6 separate regions of the Homo sapiens genome follow, and all the other regions are linked to region 3. A link is a loop called in an ENCODE intact Hi-C map of the cell type or tissue named here. Cell type or tissue: GM12878. All regions are shown on one strand. Links, peaks and the distances in the headings refer to the core of each region. The heading gives the core; the rest is flanking DNA.

Region 1 (5,328 bases), core at 249-5,248, 210 kb before region 3:
TTTGCCATCCCACAACACACGCTGCCTATGCACAACTAGTGTTTTCCTACTTCTGTGGCTTTGTGCTTGTCTTTCCTCTTCCTGTAACATCCTCACCTTCCCAAGTTCTCTGTGTTTGTCCTTAAGAATCCTGTATCATTATAGCTGAAAGACATTACAGACCATCTAGTCCTTGCCTTCTGTTTTCAAGTTGAGCAAACTGAAGCTGACAGAGGTGGAACTTATTTGCCCAAGGGCCACAATAAGCCACTGGTGTCTGGAGGATGCACGGGCTCTGTGCTTTTCCTACCTCCTAGGATGTATTCCCCAGTTGCCCTCCTTCACTCCCTGTCACAGTCACTGATGGCTTCCCTTTGTGTGGGTTTTCTCTGTGCTAAGCTGTTCTGTACTACTCAAATGCTATTCAGCATATATCCTTAAGTCTTGCTGTCTTGTTCAGTTTGTCTCCAGCCGATTTTAATATTTTTAGGGTAGAAATCTTTTCTTCTTTTCTTCCTTTTGTATTCTCCATTATGTGTCTCCCTCCCTCCCTCCCTTCCTTCCTCTTCCTCTCTCTTTTTTTTTTTTTCTTTTTTTCTTTTTTTTTTTAGACGGAGTCTCACTCTGTTGCCTAGGCTGGAGTGCAATGGCATGATCTCAGCTCACTGCAATCTCTGCCTCCCGGGTTCAAGCAGTTCTCCCATTTCAGCCTCCCTAGTAGCTGGGACTACAAGTGTGTGTCACATGCCCTGCTAATTTTGTACTTTTTTTTTTTTTTTCCGAGACGGAGTCTCACTCTGTTGCCCAGGCTGGAGTGCAGTGGTGCGATCTTGGCTCACTGCAAGCTCTGCATCCCGGGTTCACGCCATTCTCCTGCCTCAGCCTCCCGAGTAGCTGGGACTACAGGCACCTGTCACCATACCCGGCTAGTTTTTTGTATTTTTAGTAAAGATGGGGTTTCACCATGTTAGCCAGGATGGTCTCGATCTCCTGACCTCGTGATCCGCCCACCTTGGCCTTCCAAAGTGCTGGGATTACAGGTGTGAGCCACTGCGCCCGGCCAATTTTTGTACTTTTAGTAGAGACGAGGTTTCACCATCTTGGCCAGGCTGGTCTGGAACACCTGACCTCGCCCACCTTGGCCTCCCAAAGTACTGGGATTATAGGTGTGAGCCACCACGCCTGGCTCCATTATGGCTTCATACAAAGGTCAGTACAGACTGACCTTTGGGTAATTAAAGATAAAAGTTGATGGACTCGAAAATAAAACATGACAATCATATTAAAACCACTATAATCATGACTATTTCCATCTTTCTATAGTGATGCTCAGGAAAATTAAGCAACAATTATATTTTTACCCGAGTGTACCCTAGAATTACAGTGAGGAACACACCACACTGGGTCAGCCTGTCTTTAGGAGAGGAGGTAAGAAACCATCCAATATCTCTTGACTGAAATAGGGTTCCAATAAGCTACATGCTCTGGAAACAAAACCTCTCTATCAATTCTCGTTCCAAATCACTGCATATCTCATAATAATTGGCTCTTGTCTGCTGGCTGCAGGGGAGCACTAGGTCCTGGAGGAGGGAAACTGCAAGGCAGCTAAGGCCACGATTGTCCTGTGTTTACTATTAAGCAGGCTTCACAGTGACAGAGCTGGCCATTTGAGGACAGACCTGACCCGGAGCCTTCCACTCTGGGGAACCTCTCGGGTAAGTCTGATGCATCTGGGGATGAAAATCAGCCATGGAATTCTAGAAGCTAAAATAAAATATGGAAAGGCAACTGATGAAAACTTCCAAGACTAGAGCTTCGGTTTCATTTGTCTTAATCCATGGTTGGTTGAGTAGCCATTCAATGGCTACTTTTTTTTCCCCAGTAAGAGCCTTCTAAATCAGGGATGAGATTTTAATCCCAGCACTTTGGGAGGCTGAGGCAGGCGGATCACGAGGTCAGGAGATCGAGACCATCCTGGCTAACACAGTGAAACCCCATCTCTACTAAAAATAAAAAAATTATCCGGGCGTGGTGGCGGGAGCCTGTAGTCCCAGCTACTCGGGAGGCTGAGGCAGGAGAATGGCGTGAACCTGGGAGGCAGAGCTTGCAGTGAGCCGAGATCGTACTACTGCAGCCTGGGCGACAGAGCAAGACTCCGTTTCAAAAAAAAAAAAAAAAAGAAAGATTCAGGTTCCAGCAGGATGTTTCCAATTAAGAGTCACTTCCATGTCTGCTCCTTGTCACAGGCTGATGTATATTTCTGCACAATCTGAATCCGACTTCTATTCTGAAGTTTTAAGATTTGAGTCAGAGGGCTGGGCGTGGTGGCTCACACTTGTAATCCCAGCACTTTTGAGAGGCCGAGGCGGGCAGATCACCTGAGGTCAGAAATTCGAGATTAATCTGGCCAACATGTTGAAACCTCGTCTCGACTAAAAATACAAAAATTAGCTGAGCGTGGTGGAACACACCTGTAATTCCAGGTACTCAGGAGGCTGAGGGAGGAGAATTGCTTGAACTCGGGAGGCGGAGGTTGCAGTGAGCTGAGATCATTCCACTGCACTACAGCCTGGGCAACAAGAGTGAAACTCTGTCTCAATTAAAAAACAAAAAGAAAAATGGGCACAGTGGCTGTAATCCCAGCACTTTGGGAGGCTGAGGCGGGTGGATCACGAGGTCAGGAGATCGAGACCATCCTGGCTAACACGGTGAATCCCCATCTCTACTAAAAATACAAAAACATTAGCTGGGCATGGTGGCAGGTGCCTGTAGTCCCAGCTACTTGGGAGGCTGAGGCAGGAGAATGGAGTGAACCTGGGAGGCAGAGCTTGCAGTGAGCCGAAATCACGCCACTGCACTCCAGCCTGGGCGACAGAGCGAGACTCTGTCTCAAAAAAAAAAAAAAAAAAAAAGATTTGAGTCAGAGGCCTAGCATTTGTTTTTATTGAGTACTTCCCCTTAACTGTGCACGATTAGAGCATTTGATAATTATTTTTTGTGCTTGCTAGAAAGATTACATCATCTGAGGGATTTGGCTAGCATGCATCTAAATATACAGGTTGCTATAGTTTGGGTGTTTGTCCCCTCCAAATCTCATGTTGAAATTTTGTTTTTCTTTCTTTTTTTTTTTTGAGACAGTCTCATTCTGTTGCCCAGGCTGGAGTGCAGTGGTGTGATGATCTTTGCTCACTGCAACCTCCGCCTCCTGGGTTGAAGTGATTCTTATGCCTCAGCCTCCAGAGTAGCTGGGATTACAGGTGTGTACCACCATGCCAGGCTAATTTCTGTATTTTTAGTAGAGACAGGGTTTTGCCATCTTGCCCAGGCTTGTCTCGAACTTCTGACCTCAGGTGATGCGCCTGTCTCTACCACCCAAAGTGCTGGGATTACAGGTGTGAGCCAATGCACCGGGCCAGGACATTAATAGATTAAAGAAAACCAATCAACTATTTGGGGGGACTGTATTAGGATTCCCCAGAGAAACAGAACCGATTGGAGAGATACAGAAAGAAATTTATTGTAAGGAATTGGCTATGATTATGGAGGCTGAGACTAAGACAAGTCAGTAGCATAGTTCAGGGTGAGTCCCAGTGCCTGATAACCATGAGCACTGATGGTGTGAATTCCAGTGTAAGGGCAGAAAACCAATGTCTCAGCTCAGACAGGTGGAGAGAACAAATTCCTTTTTGTTTTGTTCAAGCTCTCAATGGGTTGGATGAGGCTCACCCACATTTGGAAGGGCAATCTTCTTTACTCAATCTGTTGATTCAAATGCTCATCTCATCCAGAAACACTCTCACAGACACGCCCAGAAATAATGTTTAACCAAATATTTGGACACCCTGTGGCCTAGTCAAGTTTACACAATAAAACTAACCATCACAGAGCCCAATTCTTCACATCTTCTCTCCTGATCATCACCTCATTTGCATATCTACTCACCATTAGTCACTTTCACTTTTTTTTTTTTTTGAGACAGAATCTCACACTGTTACCTGGGCTGGAGTGCAGTGGTGCAATCTTGGCTCACTGCAACCTCTGCGTTCCAGGTTCAAGCAATTCTCCTGCCTCAGCCTCCTGAGTAGCTAGGATTACAGGCACCCACCATCATGCCCAACTAATTTTTTGAACTTTTAGTAGAGATGGGGTTTCACTATGTTGGCCAGGGTGGTCTCGAACTCCTGACCTCATGATTTGCCTGCCTCAGCCTCCCAAAGTGCTAGGATTACAGGCGTGAGCCACTGTGCCCGGTCACTTTCACCTTTAACCTAGTTTTTCCCACCCACTAAACTGCAACCTTGCCTTTCTGCATGTATCTTCTATATTTACACTTTGTGTAATATTTTTCTTCTATATTTACACATTGACAATGTCTGTTTATGTGGATGTTTTGTTGGCATCCAACTTAGAAGAAGCAAATGTTCTATTAAGAACATATTGTAGTTCAGTGAGAAGCATGTTTATTAGGCCAAGGTCTCTTTGGAGTTATAATTTTGAATTTATTATGGATTTATTTTTTGTGGATTATATTTCAGTAAGAAATAATGTGCTTGAGTTTCCTAATCACACTTAACAGGTTCTAGCCTTTATTAAATGTTCTCATAAAATGACACCTCTCAGGGAATATTTATGAAAATTTTAACCTATAAATTACCTTTATTTATTTATTTTTTTTTTGAGATGGAGTTTCGGTCTTGTTGCCCAGGCTGGAGTGCAGTGGTGCGATCTCAGCCCACTGCAACGTTCACCTCCTAGGTTCAAGTGATTCTCCTGCCTCAGCCTCCCGAGTAGCTGGGATTACAGGCGCCTGCCACCATGCCCGGCTAATTTTTTGCATTTTTAGTAGAGACAGGGTTTCACCACTTTGGGCAGGCTGTTCTCAAACTCCTAGCCTCAGGTGATCCACCCTTCTCGGTCTCCCAAAGTGCTGAGATTACAGGCATGAGCCATCGTGTCTGGCTAAATTATCTTTTGTATAAGGGCAACACATTTCTTCCTCTTTCTATATTCCTGCCTGAGCCTATAAAATAGAATACAGCTCATAAAATATTGAGGGTAGAAGAGGGTTGACCATTTTGTTTCCCTCCCTCAGCAAGGGAGTCTGTGTTCTGCTGGCATTCCCTGGGGGCATCCACCAAAAGGCAGGCCTGGAGGAGCTCCACACTATATAGCTTTCTTTTCTGTGCGTGACCCACACTTGGGGTAAATGTGCTGTGTGCATTCAGCTCTCCCTATAAACTCATCCTGAGTTGTGCCTTGGGGGAAGGAGGGCATTTCACTTTATCTTCCAATCCAATCTATGTTTTAAATCTAGCTTTACCATTAATAAAGCAGATAGCCCCCATCTGT
Region 2 (5,328 bases), core at 179-5,178, 110 kb before region 3:
GGCGGGCGGATCACGAGGTCAGAAGATGGAGACCATCCTGGCTAGAATGGTGAAACTCCATCTCTACTAAAAATACAACAAATTAGCTGGGCATGGTGGCAGGCACCTGTGGTCCCAGGTACTCGGGAGGCTGAGTCAGGAGAATGGCGTGAACCCGGGAGATGGAGCTTGCAGTGAGCTGAGATCACACCACTGCACTCCAGCCTGGGCCACAAAGTGAGACTCCATCTCAAAAAAAAAAAAAAAAAAAAAAAAAAAAAAAAAAAAAAAAAAAAAAAAAAAAAAAAAAAAACCAACAAAACTAGAGAAGCAAGAGCAAACAAATTCAAAAGCTAGCAGAAGACAAGAAATAACTAAGATCAGAGCAGAACTGAAGGAGGTAGAGACACGAAAAACCCTTCAAAAAAATTAATGAATCCAGGAGCTGTTTTTTTGAAAAAGATCAACTACATAGATAGACCACTAGCCAGACTAATGCAGAAGAAGAGAGAAGAATCAAATAGATGCAATAAAAAATTATAAAGGGGATATCACCAACAATCCCACAGAAATACAAACTACCATCAGAGAATACTATAAAAACTTCTACGCAAATAAACTAGAAAATCTAGAAGAAATGGATAAATTCCTGGACACATACACTCTCCCAAGACTAAACCAGGAAGAAGTCGAATCCCTAAACAGACCAATAACAAGTTCTGAAATTGAGGCAATAAGTAATAGCCTACCAACCAAAAGAAGTCCAGGACCAGACAGATTCACAGCCGAATTCTACCAGAGGTACAAAGAGGAGCTGTTACTGTACTTCCTAAAACTATTCCAAACAACAGAAAAAGAGGGAATCCTCCCTCCTTCGTAAAACTCATTTTACGAGGCCAGCATCATCCTGATACCAAAACCTGGCACAGACACAACAAAAAAAGAAAATTTCAGGCCAATATCCCTGATGAACATCGATGCGAAAATCTTCAATAAAATACTAGCAAACAGAAGCCAGTAGCACATCAAAAAGCTTATCCACCACTATCAAGTTGGCTTTATCCCTGGGATAAACACTTTGGGAGGCTGAGGTGGGAGGATTGCTTGAGCTCAGGAGTTCGAGACCAGTCCGGCCAGGGAAAATAGTGAGATATATCCCCCAAGAAGCTCCCCACTGCCCCCCCGCTCATCTCTGCCAAAAATACAAAAAATTAGCTGGGCGTGGTTGTGCGTTCCTGAGGTCCCAGCTACTCAGAAGGCTGAGGTGGGCGGACCCCTTGAACCCAGGAGGCGGAGGTTGCGGGGAACGGAGATGGCGCCACTGCACTCCGGCCTGGCTGACAGTGAGACCCTGTCTCAAAAACAAAGCAAAAAAAAAAACAACAACAAAAAAAACCAAACAAAAAAAATTTTATTTCAGTACATAGTAATTCCTTGGGTACATTTTACGTCCGTTTTCTTGTCTTTTCCCTTGATTATCCATTCTGTTAGCATTTCCCTCCTTTGACTATCAGGAAAAGCAACAGTTTATGCTAACAATGCATGCTAACGGTGCCAACAGTGCTGGCCTGTGGAAACACTGGTTTTAAACCCTATGCAGCATAATGTCATTTGAATAACGGCAACCAGAAACTTCTCTTACAGTCTTCGAATCTTCCTTTGAAGGTTGTATTTTGTAATTAGGGACTGAATTTTTTCGTGAGTGGAGGCAATTATTAATGAGCAAAGTTTGGAGTCTGCCTATCACCCTAATTCTGCATAAAGTCAAGACACACCTTCTAAAAGTCTTTACCGTTGCTCACAACATTCCATACCATGCTGTTCAGCTTAAAAACACACTACTAACCTGCTCTGTCTGGTTTGAAATGTTTTCAATTTACACACAAATACAGATCGCCCTGAATTTGTGAATGTATTTCTACCTTCGTTAAAAAAGAAGACTAAAAGAATATGGAATCCCTAATTCACATTTAGTTCGCCTAGGAAAACTAGCAGTTAGTGAAAAACTGGCCACATCACAGCCGCACAGCTCCAGCAGCCCGGGTAGCTTCCCCACCCTCACTTTCTCCAGCCCCGCCTCCAGGACGGCCTAACCGCTTTCCTCATAGCTCATTGGGCGCGCGGCACCACCGGGCGGCAACTCCAGGGATCCGCCCCTGGGCCCGCCCCTCCATCGCCCGGGGCTGGGGTTGGGCAACCGTCCGCCCTTTTTCTAGACCGCGCGCATGCGCACTCTCCTTGGACCCTGGAGAGACGCTTAGGGATCAGTTTTCTCCTCCTTTCTTCCCGCGATCGCGCGGCTCTCTGGAAGCCTTCCCACTCTATTATTGCCGAGGATCCCCCTCCTAGACACTCTGAGAAGGTGCCGCTCCGGCCTTGGGTACGGCGGTACCCGGATGTGGAGTCGCTCTCGCCCGGCTGGGACTCTGTGGCGGGGCGGAGCGCGGCGGCTGGTGCGGGGGCAGAGAGAAGGGGGCCTGAGGGCCCGGGCGCTCGCCGGACGCCGGGAGGTACCACCGCTGCCCACGGGGGAGGAGGCGGCGCCGGCGCTTGGGTGCCCGCCCCCGAGCGAGGGGCCGGGGTGGCAGAAAGGCCGGCAGTTAAGCTTGCTCCCCGCCGCCCCCCTCGGGCTAGCCTCCCCCGGCCCCCTGCGCTCCTCGCGCTGCCGGCCGGGGGAGAGCGTGGTTTCCTTGCGGCCGTCGCTGTAGCCTGGCCGGGGAGCCCGGAGGAAGCGGGAGAGTCCCCGCCCACGGCCCCCTCCCCTCTGCCCGCTCTCCGCCGCCGCCTCCGAGCAGCCGCGGGCCGCCCTCCACTCCGAGCGGGGGGCGCGGCGGCGACAGCTGGGCAGCGGCTTTGGGCTCCGCGGGGACCGCGCCGCCGCCCCCGTGAGTTATTCTCACGTCCCCCGGGGCTCGCTGCCGCCCCCGCCGACGCCTAGAGTCCGGCCCGGGCCCAACTCCCTCACGGGCCCCCCGGCGGCAGCGGCGGCGGCGGCGGCGGCAGCGGCGGAGCCCACCGCCCGGGCCCCGATGAGTAACTCCCGGAATAACCGGGTGATGGTGGAAGGGGTTGGCGCTCGGGTAGTGCGCGGCCCGGACTGGAAGTGGGGGAAGCAGGACGGCGGCGAGGGCCATGTGGGCACCGTCCGGAGCTTCGAGAGCCCCGAGGAGGTGGTGGTAGTGTGGGACAACGGCACAGCTGCCAACTACCGCTGCTCCGGGGCTTACGACCTCCGCATCCTGGACAGCGCGCCCACCGGTAAGCCGCGGCCACCTGGCCAGGGCTTGCGCGCGCGGGGGGAAGGGGCGAGCTGCGGTGGGCGTCGGTGTCGCGGGGAGAGGTCTGCAGTGGGACACCTGGTGGGCAGCGCCCGGCTGGAGCGAGCGGAAAGGCAAAGCGCCAAAGGAATTCTAGGTTCCGAACGGGTGAACAAACACTTTCAGAAAAGACCCTCTACCCCCAAGGGAAATGATGGCAGCACCATCACCGGGATGCTTTCAAGCCTGGAAGACACAAAGCACCGGGAAGAGAACAGACACAGGTCCCCCAACCCGACTCCTCCTCTTGGGAAGGGGTCTGGAGAGGCCTATCTAATAAGCCATTGAAATTAATCAGCCACCAAGTGATAACTGTCTGAAGGGAGGCTTGCTTTGCCATATGGTGCTCAGCTGACCGTTTATAATTGCCAAGGGGCCTTGGTACCTCGGATTTGTGGAGATGCCTTTTTTTTTTTTTTTTTTAACCTCCTGTGACACAGAATTACTTGGAGTTCAGTAGCCAAATGTTACTTGGGACTCTGGAATGATTTTTCATCCAAATTGTTCTATTTTATATCTTTATATCAATAGAGAGAAAAACATCCTGAGCTCTTGAACCATTTCTTTGTGTTAAATACTTTTTCCAAGTGGCAGATCGGCGTGGGGGACACCTGATGTTATTTTTTGTTACACTAACGTCCGTCTCAGTAAGGTGATGTCAGAATCTTACTCATTCACCCAGCAGTGAGTCAGGGTCCTTGATTAGTGAATCTTGATTAGTGAATTTTAGGGGTCTGTTATTGACGCTAGAGTTTCTAAATGATTAAACCAAAGGCTTGCTTTCACAAAATAAATAACAAATTCATTTTCATATAGATTCATCTTTGGTATTATTTATCCTTGATATTTATCCTTGATTCTGTAGAAAATAGTTCACATTTAAAATTGGGTACTTTTCAGAATTCCTAAATGAGCTACTTCTAAGACATTGAGTTTGGCAAAGCCTTACAAATCTTGGAATGGGCTCACAGTTATTATCAGTAGCAATAAAGAAATTAACACAAGCCAACTCAGTTTTTGAACAGATAATTCGTAAAATTGTGTTCCTTAGCTGGCTTTTTAAAAACATTTATTAAAAAAAATTTTTGTTTTAGAGACAGTTGTCTCGTTTTATTTCTCCGGCTGGTCTGGAACTCCTGGCCTCAAGCAACCCTCCTGTCTCAGCCTCCCAAAATGCTGGGATTACAGGAGTCAGCCACAAGGCCAGGCTTCAGATAGCTTTTTGAATATTAAAAAGGGTGTATGTACATGACTAGAAGAAAATGAAAAGATTCAACAGCACAAAAAGGGGCAGCCATTGTTACCAGTTTTTTGTGTAGTCTTGCAGAATACTCTATTGCATGGCAAGCATGTGTGTGACTATACTATAAATCTAATCCCCTTTTAAGTGCAAATGATAATAAACTATATTCACTCCTCTGCACTTTCGTTTCTTTCACTAAATTATATTGGTGATTGTTCCATTGTTTCATGGCTGCATAGTATTCCAGTGATTGGATACGGTGATTTATCTAACCAGGACTTTATCGATGGGCGTTTTATTATTTCATGTTTTCTTTACAATGATGCAGTGAATATATCCTTGTACATATATCCTTGTGTATATGTGTTGAGTATTTCTGAAGAAGTGGAATTGCTGCATCAAAACATTGCACATATTTAACATTTTGGTAGATGTTGACTAATTGCTTTTTGAAGACGTTTTGTGAGTTGAAACTGCCAGCAACAGTGTTTGAGGCCTATGCCTAATTTCTGCCTACTCTTTTTTTTTTTGAGACAGGGTTTTGTTTTGTTACCTGCAGCCTTGAAGTTTTGTTGTCGTGCTAGCTCAAGCTAAAGTCTGACCACAACCCTTATTTGGAGGAATTCTTGGTATCAGTAATTGTAGCTTTATGAGGAAATTTAAGTATCTAGGGTAAAGTGTAACAGATTCTTTACTACGGTGATTTTTGAAGGGACATTAATGTTATCTATATGTTTGTAGTATGGGGTGTATCTATCATATTAATAGTTTTATTATCTTAATATAAAC
Region 3 (5,328 bases), core at 198-5,197:
AAAAATTTAATGTTTCACATACAGATGTTAAAGCTTAATTTTTTAATATGACTAGTTTTTATGTATACTAATGATGCTCCAGGTATATTTTAAAACATTTTAATTAGTGAATTTGTAATAAGATAGGCTTGATTTGAAATACTTTCTTTTATTAGTGGTCAAGTGGGTTCTCGGAGTCCTTCTATGATTAGTAATGATTCTGAAACCTTAGAAGAGTGTATGGTGTGCTCAGATATGAAGAGAGATACTCTTTTTGGTCCATGTGGACATATTGCTACCTGTTCTTTATGTTCTCCACGTGTCAAGAAATGCCTCATCTGTAAAGAACAGGTTCAATCCAGGACAAAGGTAAGATATATTTAATATAGTATTTTGTCATTTTATGAAGTTGAGACTAGAATTAATGATAAATAAGATTTAATGACATCATGCGTCTGTGTAATTTTGCTCTTCCAAACAATGATTTAAATATAGGAATATATAATTTCTGCATTTATCAGATCAGAATTTCTTATTTTATTGCTTGTTTACAGTCTTGCTTATTAATGTACTGATTTGCTAAGTTAATTATTGTTTGAGTTTATTGATACACCATTTTTACTGTCAAATTTTTTTAGCTCTTAATGTGTTTCCTTCATTATATCTAAAGTATGGTAAAGTTAAAATTATCTACCATTTTGCTTTCAAAGCTCCCTATAACCTAAGGATACATTTACTTCCACTTTGGATTATAGTTACTTATATGTTGCACTTTTTTTGGAGTACAAAAACTGTTTTGCATTCATGTTTGTAAAATAATTCATTTTTTTGGTAGAATGTCACACATTCTAGATTTGATTGTTCTATCGTGGTGTTGTTTAACTTGCTATCTTCTGTGTTTCCTGTAAGCTGGAAGTTAGATGTAATAGTTTGATCAGGGTCAGCTTAACATTTTTGGCAAGAAAGCTTCACAGTTGGTGCCACACACTTTACATTATGTCCCATCTGGAGGCAAATAAAGTCTTGTCTCCCTGTAATTAGTGATGGCCAAAATCTATATCTACTCTGAACTTTTTCTCTCTCCTGACTCCTTTTGCTTTTTGAGAAGTATAGTTCTTTTCTGAGTAACTTAGTGCTTTATTATAACTGTACCAGATTACTAATTTTGGTTTACTGAAATAATTTATTTTTTAGTTTTTCAATACTCAAATGTGTGTGTGTATTGCATATAAAGTGAAATTTGAGTTTCTTACAAATGTTTCTCTCAAGGTGAATAGTTTAAACCAAAGAGCATGTTGGTTTTGAAGTAAAAACTCATGGAGTTTATACTCTTTTTCCATTCCCTTCTTTTTATAATCTTTATTTCTGTCTTGCTATTTATTTTTTCTTAAGCTATTCATTAACCATCATTAATAAGAAAGGAGCTGTTAGTAATTATCATAATGAATTAGCTGGCAGGGACTTAAAAGGTGTTGCCTTGCCCCTGCTTCTTCTACTTTCAACCTTCTAAGCCTGGATGGTTTTTATGATCCAAATTAATGTATCTTTCGTAGAATTTTTGGCACAGGAAAAAGCACAAGGAAGTTATTTTTGATAGGAATACTGGAGTGCTTGTATGTATGTAGCTGCTTGATCAATTCATAAAGCTGAGAAGGGTGAACTAATAGCACTTATTGTGTGCCAGACACTGTGTTGGCATTTCATTTGTATTAAATAGGTGTTAACCCTGCTTAATAAATTAATGTGGATCATTCTACTTAGCATTTATAATTCGCTTTAGCTACCTGTTTACGAAGTAATAGTTTGGGAAAGAATACAAAAGAAGAACAAAAATTTAAGCCATTCTTTTGTCTTTAGATTGATCTGTGTATTCTGCCATTGTGTTTGAAACTTTTTGTTAGATTAAGCCCTATTTCAACAAACCTTTATTGAACATCTGTTTTATAGTCAAGACAAAGATGTATATAATAATTACCTGCTAAAAATGTGTAATCTATTGGTAAACTATGACTTATATATAAGCAACTCTGCCATATTGGGTGTTGTAGGTGCTTTAAGAGAGTTAAAAACTGAGTAGGAGTTCAGAGCCTCTGGTTGTCAGAAGCAGAGTCTCAGCTATGAAGTTATTCTTATAAAAGCTGCAGCTCAAAGAAATGGACTGACATCTGGTTCTTGAATGCAGGTCTCTTGATTCTTAAGCCCCTGTTCTTTTCACTGTGTTATGATGCATAGACAAAATTAAGAACGATGTCTGCAAGGGATAGTTGATGGAACAGAGGAGAGAGGAAAGAGGAAAGAATATGCTTTCGTTCTTTTTCAGACCTTTTGAATATAGTTATTCTGAGAATTAATAGGCTTGCAATTTGATTTTTAAATTATGAAAGTTTTATAATTTATAATCTTATAAATTTATAATCTATAGAAAAGTAGAAAAACTACGGATATACCCACCCAACAGATTTGCCAGGTTGGTTGTAGAGCCTTTGACTACGAAGAAATAGTGACCCCAAGTGGTTAAAGGATAATGAATGTCTTCATTGAAGAAAAACAAATTACAGTATTTGGAGGGAGGTATAAACAAGCATGGGATCCTTTTCTGTTAGAGAAATACAAAGAAGGAAATTAATTGAATTAACATGAACTATTTCAGTTGAAGTAGCAAAAATACATTTTAAAAAGTGCTAGCAAGGAAAATGGCAAACAGGCACTCTCTAAACACTGCTGGAGGCTAGGTGGCCAACCCGGCTATATGTACAGACATTACACAATATGCTTTGGTTTAGTAACTCCACTCCTGGAAGTATAACCTGAGGAAATAATTGGAGGAAAAGGTATGGCTACAGTTTTTTTTTCTTATAATAGCGGAATAGGTACAGATATGGTTTTTAGATCAGTTTGCTGTATTATTTTAAACTCTTCAGAAACAATTCAGACAAAAAGACAAATGCAATGGAAATCATTTTAAAAATCAACATGTTATATAGAAAGGAGAAGATAATTATTATGTATTAGGCACTGATTTTATATATTACACATTGAACTACTTTATACATATCTGATTTACTCTTTATCACTCTGTGAAGGATTATTCTTTATTGTTTAGATAAATAATGTTGTAGCTCAACAATGTTAGGTAATTTGTTGGTGTTGGAGGTAGATTTTGAATCCAGGAATGTCAGTGTCTTGATCAACTATGTCTTACTGCATTCTGCATTCTGCTTTTTCTATACTTACATAAATTCTATGTACATACTGAGGTGTAAGTTGGGAAAGTCCATAGAGAGAAAGAGAGAGAGCACACGTGCATGTATTTGGTTGTTTGGATGATGCTGTAGGTGAGTAGTAGTTACCATTTTTGGTGACACAAGAGATGGCTAAATGTGACTGTGTGTTAGAAGGGAGAATAGGTGAAAGACAGATGAGTAGCCAAGGGCTATGGGGTAGGGATACAGGAAGCCAGAGCCAAGGTGGTTAATAGTTAAATGTCCAAGCTCAGATTAAGTGGACATGAAGAAGAGGTGAAAGTGAGGGAGATTATGAATAGGCTGTGGAAGTCTTGCTAGAGATCAGGGAAAAAGAATAGCCCAAAGCTGTGGGCTTCAGGCAGCATGGGAATTGACCAAGTCCTGGAAAAGGGCACTTTAAGGTAGAGTTTCTTAAATGTGGGTAAACAGAAAAATCCCTCGTGGATTTTAGCAATTTGGCTAATCTAGCTAGATTTTTATTAATATTAGAAATCTGTCTTTCAGTCATTTCTTATTTTACTACTTTATTTGTTCGTTGTCTTTTTTAGTTTCCCCTCAAAAGTAGTTTTTGGGGGAAAAAAATATTGAAGCCTCCAGAGGCTTCCTCAGAGGAAATGGAGTTTTTTCTATTCTATATTTTAGGACAGATAGGGAGATGAAGGTAGAATAGAAATAAGTGCCTGTTAAGCTAGGGTATATAAAGATGTGAAAATGAATAACCAGGAAAGTAGAGGATGGGAGGAAAGTGTGTGTTAAATTTCTCTGTGCCTAGGTGTTTTCTTACAGAGGAAATACATTTGGATATAATTGAACTTGTTAAGAGTTACTAGATTTATCTGTAAATGGTCACTGTGCTGTAACCTCTTTTTCTATAGATTGAAGAATGTGTGGTATGCTCTGACAAGAAAGCAGCTGTTCTTTTTCAACCCTGTGGCCACATGTGTGCTTGTGAGAGTAAGTAGCCTATGCAGAGTTCCTCAATATTATTATAAAAATAGAAAGTGAAACAAAAATTATGTTTTTGAGGGTTTTTTTGCTTTTGATTTTGGATAACTCATAAAAAAGTTGATGGGCCTCGAGTACCTTCTATTTCTTTCTCTGTACTAGAACGTCAGCTGTTTCCCTCCATGCGTCTGAGCATTAGGGAAGACTGAATATGCTGTGTTCTGCCACCTTGGATTTTGATTTCAGTTGTATTAGCACAAAAGGGTCTCTTTCCACACATAATAGAAATTTATTTTGAAAAATAAATGTTGAAACATTTAGTCTCGCCTTTGTTCACATATGAAATTAGCACGTCTTCATTTGGCTTCACCTTAATATTGCCTCTCCTGTGTACTTTCCTCACTGCAGAAGAACCAACAGCAACCATTTCTGGGGCTGTAATTTCTGGCCTTCTGTAAGCTTTTATGTCAAGAGAGCTTTTAGAAATCTTTTCTTTGTGAGGGCAGTATTAAAATTTAAAAAATGTTTTTAAGTTTCTTTTAAACATATTCTCTTGAAGTCCTTTGCTTTTCATATTGCCCTTGTTCAAGTTCATACACTGTTAAATATTCTCTTCCCTTTGCTTTTCTTCATTTTGTCAATAAAAGATTTTATTTTATTTTATTTTTTATTTTTGGCACAGTCTCGCTCTGTCACCTAGGCTGGAGTGCAGTGGCACAATCTCGGCTCACTGCAACCTCTGCCTTCCCAATTCAAGTGATTCTCGTGTCCTCCGCCTAGGCAACAGACTGAGACTCAGTCTTAAAAAAAAAAAAAAAAAAAAAAAAATTCCAATAGGCAGCTGGTCAACTAAAGAAAGGGTGAACGTTTTCTTCTGTAACATTTTGCCTAAAGTGACTGTTTCTGTTTACCAAAGAGTGGTATAATGGCTATTACCCAATACTATCAAAAGGGCACATAGAGAATTCTCTGTCTTAAGTAAAAAAGGACTCAGGTTACTTAAGTTTTCATAGGCCAGAGGTTGGCAGACATTTTTTGTAAAGGGTGAAATAGTAAATATTTTTGGCTTTGTAGGCCACATGGTTTCTGTAGTAACCACTCAGCTCTTTCCCACTGCTGTACTCTGCACTATAGTGCAAAAACAACCATGGAAAATATG
Region 4 (5,328 bases), core at 197-5,196, 240 kb before region 3:
CATTCACAACAAAAGAAAAGAACATTCCCTCTAAAGGTCCAATTGGATCAACTTAGATCCCAAACCTACTGTGAACAAGTAATGGAATGGAGTATTAAAAGGGTAGAGTCAGCTTTCTTAGGACCACAAGGATCACAAGAAGAATATTAGAAACATTTGGAAAGACAAGGGAATAGATGTTGAGAAGGCAACACACAAATATCCGTTTTAGCCTTGCTACTCAAATTGATGTGTATAGAGTAGGGGCAGCTTCATCAACTGAAGGCTTGTTAGAACTGCAGAATTTCAGGCCCCACAACGATTGAATCAGATTTTCATTTTAAAGTTTCCAGGCTGGGCGTGGTGGCTCAAGCCTGAAATCCCAGCACTTTGGGAGGCCAAGGTGGATGGATCATCTGAGGTCAGGAGTTCGAGACCAGCCGAGCTAACATGGTGAAACCCCATTTCTACTAAAAATACAAAAAATTAGCTGGGCGCAGTAGTGAGTGCCTGTAATCCCATCTACTCAGGAGACTTAGGCAGGAGAATCATTTGAACCCAGGAGGCAGAGGTTGCAGTGAGCTGAGATCGTGCCATTGCACTCCGGCTTGGGCAACAAGAGTGAAACTCCATCTCAAAAATAAATAAATAAATAAATAAATAAATATAAAGTTTTGGCCAGGCGTGGCAAGTCAGTCTCAAACAACAAAAAAAGGGCAATATTTATCAAAGTTTAATGTGTGTAGGACTCACCTGGGGAAACTTTATTTTTTTTAATTTTTATTATTATTATTATTTTTTGAGACGGAGTCTTGCTCTGTCGCCCAGGCTGGAGCGCAGTGGCACAATCTCCACTCACTGCAACCTCCGCCTCCCGGGTTCAAGCAATTCTTCTGCCTCAGCCTCCCGAGTAGCTGGGACTCAGCCTCCCAAGTAGCTGGGACTACAGGCATGCGCCACCACGCCCAGCTAATTTTTGTATTTTTAGTGGAGACGAGGTTTCACCATGTTGGCCAGGATGGTCTCGATCTCTTGACCTCATGATCTGCCCATCTCGGCCTCCCAAAGTGCTGAGATTACAGGCATGAGCCACCATGCCCAGCCGATAAGTATTGTCTTACAATATCTAAGAGTTCTGTTGATCAGCGATGAAGTCTAGGCTAGAGATACAAATCAAAGTCATGGTTTTGGAGGAGATTACCAGGTTAAAAGAAAAAGTATACATAAAAAGACTACAGCCACAAGCCGGGAAACACTGTGACATGTATTGGCTCCATAGGGAAGGAGGAACCAGCTAAGGAGATTTAGAAAGAGTAGTTAGAGGCTGGGCATGGAGGCTCTGGGCCTGTAAACCCAGTACTTTGGGAGGCCACGGCAGTGGAATCTCTTGAGCCCAGGAGTTGGATACTAGCCTGGGCAACATAGTAAGACCTCTTCTCTACGAAATAAAAAATAAAATATTAGCTGGGCATGGTGGCACGCACTTGTGGTCCCAGCTACTGAGAAGGCTGAGGCAGGAGGATAGCTTGAGCCCAGACGGTCAAGGCTGCAGTGAGCCCTGATTGTGCCATTGCACTCCTGCCTGGGCAACAGAGCGAGAAACCCTGTCTATAAACAAAACAAAACAAAGCAAGAGTAGTTAGTAGGATAAGGAAAAAGGCCAGGTGAGCTTGGCATCCTGAAACCCGAAAGAGGGAAGGGGAGTGTTTGTGTTAAATTTTGATGAAGCTCACATACTAAAGAGACAATAATGCCGGGCGCGGTGGCTCACGCCTATAATCCCAGCACTTTGGGAGGCCGAGGCGGGCGGATCACGAGGTCAGGAGATCGAAACCATCCTGGCTAACCCCGTCTCTACTAAAAATACAAAAAAATTAGCCGGGCGTGGTGGCTGGCGCCTGTAGTCCCAGCTACTTGGGAGGCCGAGGCAGGAGAATAGCGTGAACCCGGAAGGCGGAGCTTGCAGTGAGCCGAGATCGCGCCACTGCACTACAGCCTGGGCGACAGAGGGAGACTCTGTCTCAAAATACATACATACGTACGTACATACATACATACATAAAAAGACGATAATTAGCGGGCCATGGTGATGCGCGCCTGTAATCTCAGTTACTGGAGAGGCTGAGGCACGAGAATGGCTTGAAACCGGGAGGCAAGGGTTGCAGTGAGCTGAGATCGCGCTACTGCACTCCGGCCTGGGCGACAGAGTGAGACTCCATCTCAAAAAAATAAAAAATATATATATTTTGATGAGATGTTGAGAAAGATGAAGACTGAAAAGTTTGTCTTATAGATTGGAACTTAAAGTGAAAATAATCTGCTACATTGTGGATTTTATTTTTATTATTATTATTTTTTGAGACGGAGTCTCGCTCTGTTGCCAGGCTGGAGTGCAGTGGCACGATCTCAGCTCACTGCAACCTCCACCTCCTGGGTTCAAGCGATTCTCCTGCCTCAGCCTCCCGAATAGCTGGGACTACAGGCGCGCATCACCACGCCCCGCTAATTTTTGTATTTTTAGTAGAGGCGGGGTTTCACCATGTTGGCCAGAATGGTCTCGATCTCTTGACCTCGCTATCTGCCCGCCTCGGCCTCCCAAAGTGCTGGAATTACAGGCTTGAGCCACAGCGCCTGGCCCATTGTGTGATTTGCTTCAGGTACAGTAAGCAATGCTAGGTTCCTGGTGTTGGAACAGAATCAGCATAAGACTTTGGGCTTCTCTAAGACCTTCTTTCCGTTCAGTGAGGAATTTGTATTAGGTGCTGCACTCACAGTGCCCTGCTGTTCAGAAACGTGATGGTGACAGTACTTTTTTTTTTTTTTTTTTTTTTTGGGAGACGGAGTTTCGTTCTTGTTGCCCAGGCAGGAGTGTAGTGGTGCGATCTCCGCTCACTGCAGCCTCCGCCTCCCGGGTTCAAGCGATTCCCCTGCCTCAGCCTTCCGAGTAGCTGGGATTACATGCGCCCGCCACCACGCCCAGCTAATTTTTTGTCTTTTTAGTAGAGACGGGGGTTTCACCCTGTTGGCCAGGCTGGTCTTGAACTCCTGACCTCAGGTGATACCCCCGCTTCGGCCTCCCAAAATGCGACAGTCCTATTAATTGGATTTAATCTCTTCGAATCTCCCTCTCTTGTAGGACATTTTTCTCCAAGACCAGCCCTCGATACCCTCAGCCGTCGCAAGGCAACCTCCAGCCGCCAGGGGCCGCAGTCGCGCTCCTCGCGGCCGGAAGAGAGTGCGGCCCAGCGCAGCCTCGGCGTTTCCGCCATGCGCCTGCAGTGCTCCGCGCGCTCTTGACGTCCGGAGCCCCTGGAGTAGGCGCTTCCGGCCATTCATACTGCAGTCGGTCAGTGTTCGGTTGAAGGATTCTGTGTGCTGTCGGACCCAGAGGGTGACGGCGCCGCTAGGATGAAGCTCGTGAGGTGAGGGAGTGACCAAGCAGCTCTGGGGGCTGTGAAGGGAGGGCTTGGCCCGGAGTCCGGAAGGCTGGGCTCTCCCATTTGCAGGAGGCGGGAAAGCCGCGTGTGCGCGGCCTGCTAACGGCCGGCCTTACTGCGCCCGCAGCTCGTGCTCGGGCCTGGGCTTCCGCCTGGGTCGCTCGCGGATCCCGCGTGTCTTCCAAGAGATTGGTATAAAGGCCGAGCCTTTTCTTCCTGCCTAGTGACTTAGAGGCTTTAAAGATGCAGCGCCTCCTGGGACACATCTCCCTCTTACAGTTACTCATTTTCTTTTTGAGTGGAACTCCCCAGTCCTGCTTAACAGTACTTAGAAAGCTGTATGAGCTTATCTGGAAACAAACCTGTTTGCAAAATATTTTAAATCAGAGAAGGACTTCCGGCTTCACAAGTTTTTGTTTTTTTAAATAAAGATGGTGTCTCACTTTGTTGACCAGGCTGGTCTCGAACTCCTGGGCTCAAGCTTTCTGCCCGCCTCGCCCTTCCAAAGGGCTGAGATTACAGGTTTGAGCCACCGTGCCCGGCCGATTTTTAAGTTTACCTTTTTATCCTCCTTAGATTTGTGATTGATTATTCCACCTCTATTTCCCTTTAAGGTAGGCTTTTTATTTAGGAAAATCTCCCAATATAGGGCAGAAATTATCACAACGTAATTGTGGCTGATTACTCAGATAATATATAGTTCTCCTGTTTTATTTCTTAAGAAATAAATAGACCCTGTCAGTTAGGTGAGTCTTCTGAAAACTTGTTTGCTGATGTGAATAATTCTAAACTACCTGCAAGTAGATTTGGTTTTGGTGTTTTTCCTTGAGACTAAGCCTGGAACAGAGGCAGACGTTTCTAATAGCTAAGCCAGCAATTATAAATATTTAGCTTGTTTTTTTCCTGTTGAGTCAAGGATTGTCAATATCCGCTAAATAGTTATTGGGCACCTGTTACATACTAGGCGCTGGTAATAGGATTTTTTAAAAGGCAGAGTACCTGCCTTGTTGGAGTTTTCTGGTTAGTGGGGATGACAGACAAGTAGATAACGTCTGAAGTAACGTTTGTTTGAAACGTTTTAAATAACACATAAAAGCCTTCAACACTCAGGGAGGAGGCCAGGCGCAGTGGCTCACGTCTGTAATCCCAGCACTTTGGGAGGCCAAGGCGGGTGGATCACTAGGTCAGGAGTTCGAGACCAGCCTGACCAACATGGTGAAACCCCGTCTCTACGAAAATTACAAAAGTTAGTGGGGCGTGGTGGCGCGCGCCTTTAATCCCAGCTACTCAGGAGGCTGAGGCAGGAGAATCGCTTGAACCCAGGCGGCAGAGGTTGCAGTGAGCCGATATCGTGGCACTACGCTCCAGCCTGGGCGACAGAGCGAGACTCCATCTCAAAAAAAAAAAAAAAAAAAAAAAATTATATTCAGGGAGGAGTTGGTACAAAAGACATTTAAGGTTAATTTTTGGTATATTTTTATTTGAACTATAACTTTGGATAGGAAGTCATAGAATTTAAAGTGCATTTTTTAGGCTGGACGTGGTGGCTCACGCCTGTAATCCCAACACTTTGGGAGGCTGAGGCAGGCGGATCGCCTGAGGTCAGGAGTTCAGGACCTGCCTGGCCAACGTGGTGAAACCCATTCTTTCGAAAAAATACAAAAATTAGCCGGGCATGGTGGCGGGCGCCTGTAATCCCAGCTACTCAGGAGGCTGAGGTAAGAGGATCACTTGATCCTGGGAGGTTGCAGTGAGCTGAGATCGCACCACTGCACTCCAGCCTGGGCAACAGAGTGAGACTCGGTCTCAAAAAAAGAAAATTACATTTTTTGAAATTTCTCCATACCTGCCAATCTGAATCTTAATCCACTCATAGTTCAATTTTGTGTAATACACCTTGGATTCCATTTGT
Region 5 (5,328 bases), core at 235-5,234, 660 kb before region 3:
GATAAAATGTGGTATATATACACTGTGAAGTACTACTCAGCCGTAAAAAGGAATAAAATAATGACATTTGCAGCAACCTGGATGGAGTTGGAGACCATTATTTGGAGACCATTATTCTAAGTGAAGTAACTCAGGAACGGAAAAACAAATATTGTATGTTCTCACTTATAAGTAGGAGCTAAACTATGAGGACACAAATGCATAAGAATTATATAATGGACTTTGGAGGCTTGGTAAGAAGGGAGAGAGGGGGTGAGGGATAAAAGACTGTACATTGGTACAGCGTATGTGCTTGGGTGACAGGTGCACCAAAATCTCAGAAATTACCACTATAGAACTTATCCATGTAACAAGAAAACCACCTGTTCCCCAAAAACTATTGCAATAAAAAGAAATCCTTGCATGTTTGGTTTCTTCTTGGTGTCTACTTCTCAGAAAACTCAGATTAACACACTGACCCTTTCTTCTGCCATCCCCAATCACTATTAAGCCCAGCCAGTGAATGTTTTTATTTCAGAAATTGTACTTTTCAGTTGTTGAATATCCGTTTGGCTCTTTTTTTATAGTTTCCATTTCTCTGTTGACATTTCCCATATATTATTCAATAATTATTGTGGTACTTTTCATCAGTACTCTAGGGGAGGAAAAACAGCCCAATTTATTATCTAGACAAGCAAACGTTTTATCTAAAATACAACTGGAAAAGAGCAAAGATGTCAAATGTCCTTGACTTTAAGAACTTCCAGATTTAAATTTGTTCTTTAATTCTAAGGAAATACTATTGAATATAATAGTCACATCTCATCTTAATTGACCAGGAATTTATGTCACAATGTTTTAGAAAGGATACCATCTTTTCTGGGATAAAAAATTGTCAAGTTATTGTACTAAAATTATATAATATGTCAGTTAACATTAGGGGAAGCTGGATGAAGGATATGAGCAACTCTTCGAACTATTTTGCAACTTTAGCTCCTATCCTTTGCTGAAAGGGTCCTGATTAATATAGTTCATAAATAGAAAATGTATTCATTGAATATTTGTATAGATAGACCTCAACAGGGAACTTCTGAAACACTGATCCTCATCAGTGAATTATAATTTGAGATTAAAGAAATTATCTCCTTTCTTTCTAATATATTCTGAACATATCCAAATTCAAATCATTCTTTTAAACTAAGCATTAGTAATGTCTTTTCTATCCAGGCTCTTATTTTATACTATATATATTTCCTGAGTGATCTTGTTCACATTGTTTCAGCAACCACCACTGTGCTGATGAAAATGAATTTATATCTTCTACTTAACCTTCTCCTCAAAGCTTTAAGAACCAGATATTCAATTGCCTGTTAGCATCAACACATCACTATTTCCCATGCAGCTCAAGGTTAACTTGTCAACATGAAATTAATCATCTTTCCCACTAACTTTACTCTTTTAAATAGAATTTTAAAATGTTAATTGATAAAAATATAATCTATCTGAACTCTAAAAGATGACATCCAGCCATCAAACCTAATTATTTATCTTTTCTTCCAATTATTTGAGTCATCCTTTTTTCCTGCTTACTACTACCATCATCTACTATAATTACATCATAATTTTAGTCTCAATTCCCACCCTAATACATCCCCCATATGGTGCCAGGGTTGTATCTGAATTGCAAGGCTGTTTCTCTGTTTTCTATCTTTATCTTTATTTTTTTTTTTAGAGACAGGGTCTTGCTCTGTCACCCAAGCTGAAGTGCAGTGACATGACCATAGCTTACTGCAGCCTCAAGCTTCTGGGCTCAAGCCATCCTCCTGCCTCAGCCTTCCGAGTAGCTAGTACTACAGGGGTGGGCCACCATGAAAGGCTGTCTCTTGAGTGGCTTCCCATTGCATAGAAAATACAAACTCTCTTTGATCTCAGCTTTGCTCCCGTCTCTAGCCTTCCTTCCAGGCACTCACTTTCCACTGCTTTATCTCAAGCAGTTAAACTTGCCCACAAAATTATGTTGTTCTTTGATTTCCCACCTTGACTCATGTCTTAGACATCAGTGCTCTTCCTGCCCTTGTCACCTGTGACTGTTCCTCCTTTATCAGCTCAGGAGGTAGCTACTTCATGATGCAACTTCTTAATTTCTAAATTCAGATCTGGTGCCCCTCTCTGAGCTCTCAGGAATCATGTCCCTATTTTCAATTGCTGTGGCTATCACAGTGGTCTTTTTCCTTTGTCTCCCCTCATTTGTTTTTCTGCTGTAATTGAGAAAATAGTAGTCCAAGTTACAGATACTCCTAATGAACACTAGATGGCACTCTTATCTTTTGTTTGAGCAAATGAGTTGCTATTAATTCTACGTCTAAACTCAGCTTTTAAAATTGTCGTTTTCCTGGTTAAATCTCAGAGTTAAAAATAAAAGCATTTCTGTCCTGAAGTTGTTTGTTTGTTGTTTGTTTTAATGAAACCAAGTCTTTATATGTATGCAGGTTCAACAAGGAATCACTCAATCCCAAAACAAAAACTACTCCATTAAATAAATTGGCTTAGCCCTGCCATCCCAGTTAGTACTGCTATTGAAACAAATATATTGATTTTCAAAAGCATGTAATTAATTGTGTTTTGGGGGGTAAAATAATGGAACTTGGAGAGAGGGCTGAAAAATTTGTCTTTTAATCTTCATAAAAGATAAACTAACCCTTTGCAATACAAATGAGTAGTAAATATTTTATGATCTATTATGATTATCTGTAGAGCTATCAAAGTGTTAAATAGTTTAAAAGAGGTCTGAAGATTACACCAAAACAATACTATATCATGGAAAAAAATTTAGAACATGTTTTCAAAAGCAAAGGCTTGATAGTGCTTTAATTATTTTAATTTTTTTAGATGTTTCTTATACACAGAAGACTCATATCATGTTACCTTTTATCTTCCTTCTCAAATCTAACACTCTCCCAGTTTACCAGCTCTGTAAATGGCTCCACTCCCATTCAATTATTATAGCCTCAAACTTTGTGGTATTCCTAATTTTTCCCTTCCCTTCATAATCTATAACCAAATCATTAGCAAATAAATCTACTGGTTCTTCCTTCAAAATATATCTCTAGGTCGGGCGCAGTGGCTCATGCTTGTAATCCCAGCACTTTGGGAGGCCGAGGCAGGCAGATCACGAGGTCAGGAGTTCGAGACCAGCCTGGCCAACATGGTGAAACCCCGTCTCTAATAAAAATACAAAAATTAGCTGGGCGTGGTGGTGGGTGCCTGTAATCTCAGCTACTCGGGAAGCTGAGGCAGGAGAATTACTTGAGCCCAGGAGGCAGAAGTTGCAGTGAGCCAAGATCGCACCACTGCACTCCAGCCTGGGAGACAGAGCGAGACTCTGTCTCAAAAAAAAAATAAAAATAAAAATAAAATATATATATACAAATATATAAATATATATATATAAATATATATAAATGTGTGTATATATATATAATCTGTCCACTACTCTTATCTCCACTGGCACCACCTTGGTCCAAGCCACTGCCTCTCTCCTACCACAAGAATTTTCTTAATGGTCTCTTTGCCCAAGCTGCCCAAGCCACTATAAGCCCTCAGCTCTGGGAAAGAGGCCAACTCCATTCTAAATCTATTTTACATAGAACCCTTAAGGAACAACTTCAGGTAAAAACTCCTCAAATTTGAACTAATCTAAGAAAGTTCATATAGTAAAAAGAACCATGAAACAGTTTAAGCAACGAATTGTAGGAACATTGTCTAGCCATCACAATCCTATGCTTCCAGAAAAGAGGATTTGATATTGCTTTCTATTACAGCAGATATTACCAGCAATGTTCTTTTTCTATTGGATTCTAAATAATCCGAACTGCCCAAAAGGAGTTATTTATATTAGTGAAAGAACAGTGAATCTTGAAAGTATTTCTCCTGTGGTAATAACGCTTTTTGTTATATAGTGAATGCAGCTTCCTCAAATAACTGAAAATTTCATCTTGTTATTAAATAGTCTAGCCTCTTTGCAATTCATTTTATTGGAGAACATTTACTGGACAAGCCTACCCTTCCCGGGTGATTTACACGGATTAAGTTAGAAATGGAGCAACATCTTATTCCTTTCATTAAAGAGGGGTAATTTCTCCCATAAAATTTATTGGTATGGTATAGGGAAGGTCAATCTATTAAATTTTCTTGGAAATTTGTTTTTAGCTCCATTCAGCAGATCAATCTCCAGCCAGCCTGAGCCTAGATAATATGCTTCTTTTGTCATTGGATCTAACAGAGAAACTGAGAATCACATTTTAAGGGATTGGAATGAAGTGTTCCTATCATCTGCTTCTTTTTTTTTTTTTTTTTTTTTGTCTCTCAGGGTCTTCTGAATCCAGTTATTTTTCACCATGTATTTTGATTCAATTTATTCCTCCATCCTCAGTTTACCACAGGGGAGGAACATTATAAACACATATAACTATCTGAAAATAATATTTAGGCACCCTTTTTAAGGCACAGAAGTTATTGCTTCTAAATTCAAGTTAATTTGTTTTCTAATATAGTTTGTGTAAAACTATTAAAAATTTTTTCATTTCTTATTCCAAAAATATTTTTTCCAAGATTGGACAGAAGAGATAGGGAACAACTGTCCAGATTACGGTAGCCAACATTATAAATAGGAGTCATGCCTTAGATATTGCTTCCTTAATATATTTTTAATAACATTGGTTACCATTTATTGAATATATTTTATGTGTCAGTGGCTGAGCTGAGCACTTTCTGTGCTTTCCCATTTAACTTATTTAGTCTTCACATCAACCCTATCAAGTAGGTGTTGCTCTCTTGTTTTACAGCTGAGGAAACTGAGGTCAGTGATGTTAAGAAACTACCCAAACCCACATAACCAGTATGTGACACTGCAGGGCTCAAGCCCCAGTTCTTTCTGGACTCAATCTGTTTCTTTATTTGTTTTTAACCAAACTACAATTCCTTTGATGCTTGCTCTTCCCTGCAAATGTTCTCAAGTGGATACTCACAAGAATAACTTACAAACTTCAAGTGTTTGGGAGATTTTGAATCCTTGACATTTTCTATCATGTTCAATGAACTAGTCTAAAATGCACTCAAACATGGAGACTCATCTGAGCCAAGTGGACAATTTTAGAAAGCACTTGCTCGATTGTCTTTAAAATTGCATCCTCAGACTCATAAAACATTTCTCAAAATTAACCGGAGAAATTAGGTACCACTTTTAGTAATAATAAAAAAAAATCCAAACTACTATCTATATATAGTATATGTAAAAGTCCACACAATTATATATAGAGATTATCTATATCTATTATCTATGTTTTGCGG
Region 6 (5,328 bases), core at 222-5,221, 360 kb before region 3:
CAAGTACGGTTTGATATTTTTGCAGCTGTTGGATTTGGAAAGTCTTAACTGACACTGTGACATTAATCCTTTCACAGCACATGTAGTCTTAATTTTCCAAAATCATTCCATGAGTACCCCCTTTAAGCATTCCTACCCACCTGTTACATCCACCAGCTTGAAATGCATCTTCTTTTTCTGGTAACATCATTCAGAGTTTCCTAACTTTTATTTTAAATGATGATCTCATCAACTTTCTATTGTAGTTTTGTGCTACAAAAGTTGTAAGTATAGTTTAATGCAAGCATGACAGATTGGAGAAACTGTGCACTTCTGACTTCATGATTCTTCCAGAGTATGAAACAGAAATGCCAGATATCAAAGTTACCATTTATTCTAACTTTGGCTTTTCTACGTGGCCCAGCAAAAAGCATTAAGCTTGAAACATAGATTATCTATACTTATTTCCTCCAACCCAGTCACCCCAGCCTAATAGTAGCTATGACTTACTGAATACCTGAAGGGACCAGCCCAGGATTTATTGAACTGAAGGATTTCTTCATTTCTACCCAGCCAGCTAAATCCTTGCAATGTGTGAAGACCTTGCTAGAGGCTGGATAAAATCTAGAGCTAGCTTTGTCTCTGATCAGTTGTATGAACTGGGACAAGCAGCTGAACTTCTCTCTGCCCCTGAACTCATTCTCTTTCTATGAAAAGGCAGAGTGGGCTGGGCGCGGTGGCTCATGCCTGTAATCCCACCACTTTGGGAGGCCAAGGTGGGTGGATCACCTGAGGTCAGGAGTTCGAGACCAGCCTGGCCAACGTGGTAAAACCCTGTCTCTACTAAAAATACAAAAAAAAAAAAAAATTAGCCAGGCGTGGTGGCGGGCACCTGTAATCCCAGGTACTTGGGAGGTTGAGGCAGGAGAATCACTTGAACCTGGGAGGCGGAGGTTGCAGTGAGCTGAGATTGCGCCATTGCACTCCAGTCCGAGCGACAGAGTGAGACTCCATCTCAAAAAAAAAAAAGACCGGGTGCAGTGGCTTACACCTGTAATCCCAGCACTTTGGGAGGCTGAGGTGGGCGGATCACCTGAGGTCAGGAGTTTGAGACCAGCCTGATCAACATGGAGAAACCCTGTCTCTACTAAAAATACAAAATTAGCTGGGCGCATGCCTGTAATCCCAGCTACTCAGGAGGCTGAGGCAGGAGAATTGCTTGAACCCGGGAAGCGAAGGTTGCAGTGAGCCAAGATTGCACTACTGCACTCCAGCCTGGGTGACAGAGCGGGACTCTGTCTCGAAAAAAGAAAAAGAAAAGGCAGAGTTGTTCATATACAGGGCATCTTGGTCCTTTCCAGTTCTAAAACACCTCAAAAGTGTTCATGTGTTATTCATTTGATAGCTGTCATTGGCATTTCTTTGACCTGGAGGTTTTCTGTGCAAGGCCAGTGGACCACTTGTTGTATTTTAAGTAGAATTATAGAATGGAACAAAGGTGAAATCCCCCATTAGCCTACCCAGCTGCTGGTGGCTGCATTGCTACCAAATGGCAACCAGAAAGAAAGTGCACAGCCCCAGCCTTATTCTACCAGGCTCCATGAGAGCATTGGCCAACCTTGGACCCAGAGCCCACTTTGCCAGCACCTACTTTCTTTCTTTTTCTCTTTTTTATATTTTTAAGACAGACTCTCACTCCGTCGCCCAGGCTGGAGTGCAATGGCATGATCTCGGCTCACTGTAACCTCCACCTCCCAGGTTCAAGTGATTGTCCTGCCTCAGCCTCCCAAGTAGCTGGGATTACAGGCGCCCGCCACCACACCCAGCTAATTTTTATATTTTTAGTAGAGATGGGGTTTCACCATGTTGGCTAGGCTGGTCTCGAACTCCTGATCTCAAGTGATCCACCCACCTCGTCCTCCCAAAGTGCTGGGATTATAGGCATGAGCCACCGCGCCCAGCCTACTTTCTTTTTTAAAAAATTTTATTTTTATTCAGCAGCAGAAGTACTGCTGGGCAGTGTGCTCAGGGTAGCCAAGCACCTGCTTTCTTGACTAGCAGCTCTTCATGCCTGTAACTGGGTCCTCTTTGCCCATTCGTACTCATTTTGTCATCAGGCCTGGCTGAGGCGTAGCACCAAAAGGAGAGATTTGTTTTCTACCTCCTATAATTGTAAAAACTGCCGATTTTAACAAAGGGATCCTCTTCCCTGGCAGTCCAGGCTTAGGGGAAAATGGTACCAAAGGCTGCTGCTGCTACCAGGCTCAGATTTGCTTGGCTCCCTTGACGGAGCCAGGTCTCAGGTGATGAGGCTACAACACTAGGGGGTGCTATTTCTCCAGTCAGCTCCAAGTTTCTCCAGCACCAAGGAACAGTTTATGGAAAGATAGAAATTGCTATCTGTGAGGCTGACCTCAGATTAGTAGTAATAATTACCCTTTTTATGTCTAATACTCGACAGATATTACATTAATGCCTCAGTTTCCTGTATTGTAATCTTATATATCAGAGAAATAAGTGGACAGTGCTGCCATTCTAACCCAATACCACCAGCAAGAGGTGAGGATCCAGGAATTATCCATGATGACTATGCTGGCAATGAATGGAATAGACCAGCGTGTCTCAGAATTTAACGTGCATGCAATTCCCTGGGAGTCTTGTTAAGCTTCAGATTCTGATTAGTAGGTCTGGGGTGGGGAGATTGAGCATTTCTAACAAGCTCCCAGGTGCTGCTGCTGCTGGTGGTCTGTAGACCATACTTTGAGAAGAGGTTTCTAGACAATCTCTAAACCCCTTTACTGTGCTGTACTTATCCCAACAGGTTGATTCACATGCTTTGGAAGCTCAACCTTTTCCTTCCAGTGATGTAGGATCCCAGGTCATTCTAGAACTAAAGCCCCACCACACTGATCAGTAGCCCCTTCCCCACCATGCTTAATCTGCATTCTTACTGCACAGGCCTTGCTGCTCCCAGCTGGCCCTGCTGCCTGAGTGCTAGTGCCTTGTTTTCTGTTGAAGGTACCCCAGGCTGCACAGCATGGTCGTCCGCTGCTATCTTCTCATCCAGCAGTACTCTGAGGCCCTGATGGCTCTCACCACCATGGCGTCACTCCGCGACCACAGCACACCAGAAACACTCAGCATTATGGATGACCTCATCAGCTCCCCAGGCAAAAACAAAAGTGGGAGGGGACACATGCTCATTATCAGGGTGCCCTCGGTGCAGCTGGCGATGTTAGCCAAGGAGCGGCTACAGGAGGTGCGCGACAAACTGGGTCTGCAGTATCGGTTTGAGATCATCCTTGGGAACCCGGCCACCGAACTCAGTGTTGCAACTCACTTTGTGGCGCGATTAAAGGTTAGCAATGGACAGACATTTCTCCTTTAAAATACCATTTGTTTCTCTTTTCTAGGAATCCTACATAGGTGGCTCAGGGGCCTGAGTTTAATAGAATCACATGTGTGATTCCATGACAATGATAAGGCTAAATTAAGGGACATATTCACTTTCTTAATTAGAACCAGTTTGTAAAGATTGCCCAGCCCTTTATAGCATGCAGTTAGTGCATGCAGTTGGTCTTCCATGCTCTCCAACTGCAGGTGCAAAAAAATGAGATGACCCAATTTGACCCCATGTTTATTGGCCTTGTTCAAGATGCATGTAGCCCATGGCCATCTGTTTTCTGAGAAAAAAAGGTAAGTTATCCTCTCAGACCTCTGTGGGGTAATGTTTTAAGTATCCTCAACTCACTAATTCTTTTCTGTTCATCTAGCCTCTCTGTGAGCTCATGTCTAGAGTCGGTAAAGTATTCTGTTTCATCTTCAGTACTCAGAACTGTTCCTAGCCCTCTTGCATGTGGATTCCTCAGCAGTTTGTTGTTTCTTTTTACTTGCTTTGACCCTCAGCCCCAAGGCTTTGGCTGGACTGAGACTTTGCCAGGCGCCCTACAGAAGAATTTAGTGCATGACTGAGTCCCTCACTGCTCCCTCTGCACGGCCAGTGATTGACTGCTTCTCCCCTTCCTCTCCTGTCAAGCATCAGGGTGGGAGGAGTAGAACCCTCAGCCAACTAACCTAACTCCCTACCTTATGCCTGACTCGGTTTTTCTGGGCCTGTAATCCAGTGGGGCCTAGCCATTAGAAAGCATTTAATCAAATATCCACCTACATGTCGGTATGGAACTGAGCTAGCTACTGTATGTCTGAGTTAGACCAACTTGTTTCTGCGCCCTATACATTAAATGCTGAGCTAAATTGGGTTAAGGAAAATCTGGTTCAGCACAAATTTTATGAAAAGAAGGCACATAGTCATGGGGGAATTTGCATTTTCACCCTGGGCTGCGGTTTCCCATCTGCAAAATGAGAGAATTGGGTTGTATAATCTCTAAGAGTTCTAATTTGGGGATGATTATTTAGTGTTCAAAAATTGTTCTGGGCTGGGCGCAGTGGCTCATGCCTGTAATCCCAGCACTTTGGGAGGCTGAGGCAGACAGATCAGGAGGTCAGGAGATCAAGACCATCCTGGCTAACATGGTGAAACCCCGTTTTTACTAAAAATACAAAAAAAAAATTAGCCAGGTGTGGTGGCGGGTGCCTGTATTCCCAGCTACTCAGGAGGCTGAGGCAGGAGAATGGTGTGAACCCAGGAGGCGGAGCTTGCAGTGAGCCAAGATCGCACCACTGCACTCCAGCCTGGGCGACAGAGCGAGACTCTGTCTCAAAAAAAAAAAAAAATTGTTCTGGAGATGTAAATCTTCTTCTTGTGTTCAGTTAGCTAACCTAAATTGAATAATCCAAAATGCAGACAAAATATCTTGTATTAGCTTAATAAGCAATTGGAACAAATAAAATTGTCCAAAAAATAGAAACTCCTAAATTTAGAAGTTGTAACATTTATGTTTCATATATAGATACACGTTCACAATTTTATGTTATAGTCATAGACTACATTACAGTGGAATTCCTAGGATGAATAACAAAACTCCGGAAACGCTTCTTACAGTATAATTCATGGAGACATGAATTACGGGCTTGAGACCATTTGAATATTGCTAATGATGAAGAATTTGGAGGCTGGGCACGGTAGCTCATGCCTGTAATCCCAGCACTTTGGGAGGCCGAGGCGGGCGGATCACAAGGTCAGGAGATCAAGACCACCCTGGCTAACACGGTGAAACCCTGTCTCTACTAAAAATACAAAAAATTAGCCAGGCATGGTGGCGGGCGCCTGTGGTCCCAGCTACTCGGGAGGCTGAGGCAGGAGAATGGCGTGAACCCGGGAGGCGGAGCTTGTAGTGAGCCGAGATTGTGCCACTACACTCCAGCCTGGGCGACAGAGCAAGACTCTGT

Evidence for each region. A loop is a pair of places that touch in the nucleus more often than their neighbours do. Peaks named below come from ENCODE experiments on the same cell type or tissue, not always from the same donor. Only the 100,000 strongest peaks of a DNase experiment are listed, where the experiment ranks them.
Region 1: a loop joins it to region 3, with 4 times the contacts of the local background. A loop is called at or near these places in 12 of 110 quality-filtered maps.
Region 2: it touches region 3 in a loop (2.8-fold over the local background); 3 of 110 quality-filtered maps call a loop at or near these places.
Region 4: it touches region 3 in a loop (2.3-fold over the local background); 19 of 110 quality-filtered maps call a loop at or near these places.
Region 5: a loop joins it to region 3, with 4 times the contacts of the local background. A loop is called at or near these places in 11 of 110 quality-filtered maps.
Region 6: a loop joins it to region 3, with 8 times the contacts of the local background. A loop is called at or near these places in 30 of 110 quality-filtered maps.

What each region holds. Positions count from the first base shown.
Region 1 is chr18:21,634,725-21,640,052 of GRCh38, forward strand. No RefSeq gene overlaps it. Among named protein-coding and RNA genes, the nearest start is that of SNRPD1, 25 kb to the left of the region's middle. RefSeq lists a silencer at 3,751-3,951. In GM12878, for the core only: no CTCF peak of the experiment used is centred there; no DNase peak of the experiment used is centred there.
Region 2 is chr18:21,738,576-21,743,903 of GRCh38, forward strand. It overlaps MIB1 (MIB E3 ubiquitin protein ligase 1), which reads left to right and starts at 2,217. Exons shown (of 21, transcript NM_020774.4): 1 at 2,217-3,237. The coding sequence starts at 3,009. RefSeq lists silencers at 2,004-2,223, 2,414-3,043, 3,164-3,213. In GM12878, for the core only: no CTCF peak of the experiment used is centred there; a DNase peak (open chromatin) is centred at 2,176; H3K4me3 peaks cover 3,540 bases; H3K27ac peaks cover 1,879 bases.
Region 3 is chr18:21,849,041-21,854,368 of GRCh38, forward strand. It overlaps MIB1 (MIB E3 ubiquitin protein ligase 1), which reads left to right. Exons shown (of 21, transcript NM_020774.4): 17 at 156-348; 18 at 4,100-4,178. Among named protein-coding and RNA genes, the nearest start is that of MIR133A1HG, 20 kb to the left of the region's middle. In GM12878, for the core only: a CTCF peak has its summit at 2,491 (motif pointing left); a DNase peak (open chromatin) is centred at 4,161; H3K27ac peaks cover 1,410 bases.
Region 4 is chr18:21,609,043-21,614,370 of GRCh38, forward strand. SNRPD1 (small nuclear ribonucleoprotein D1 polypeptide) reads left to right here and starts at 3,272. Exons shown (of 4, transcript NM_006938.4): 1 at 3,272-3,401. The coding sequence starts at 3,388. RefSeq lists a silencer at 3,021-3,070 and an enhancer at 3,331-3,420. In GM12878, for the core only: a CTCF peak has its summit at 3,181 (motif pointing right); a DNase peak (open chromatin) is centred at 3,179; H3K4me3 peaks cover 2,318 bases; H3K27ac peaks cover 1,908 bases.
Region 5 is chr18:21,193,070-21,198,397 of GRCh38, forward strand. No RefSeq gene overlaps it. Among named protein-coding and RNA genes, the nearest start is that of GREB1L, 46 kb to the right of the region's middle. In GM12878, for the core only: a CTCF peak has its summit at 2,296 (motif pointing right); no DNase peak of the experiment used is centred there.
Region 6 is chr18:21,487,015-21,492,342 of GRCh38, forward strand. It overlaps GREB1L (GREB1 like retinoic acid receptor coactivator), which reads left to right. Exons shown (of 33, transcript NM_001142966.3): 19 at 2,998-3,337. Among named protein-coding and RNA genes, the nearest start is that of GREB1L-AS1, 39 kb to the left of the region's middle. In GM12878, for the core only: a CTCF peak has its summit at 2,307 (motif pointing right); no DNase peak of the experiment used is centred there.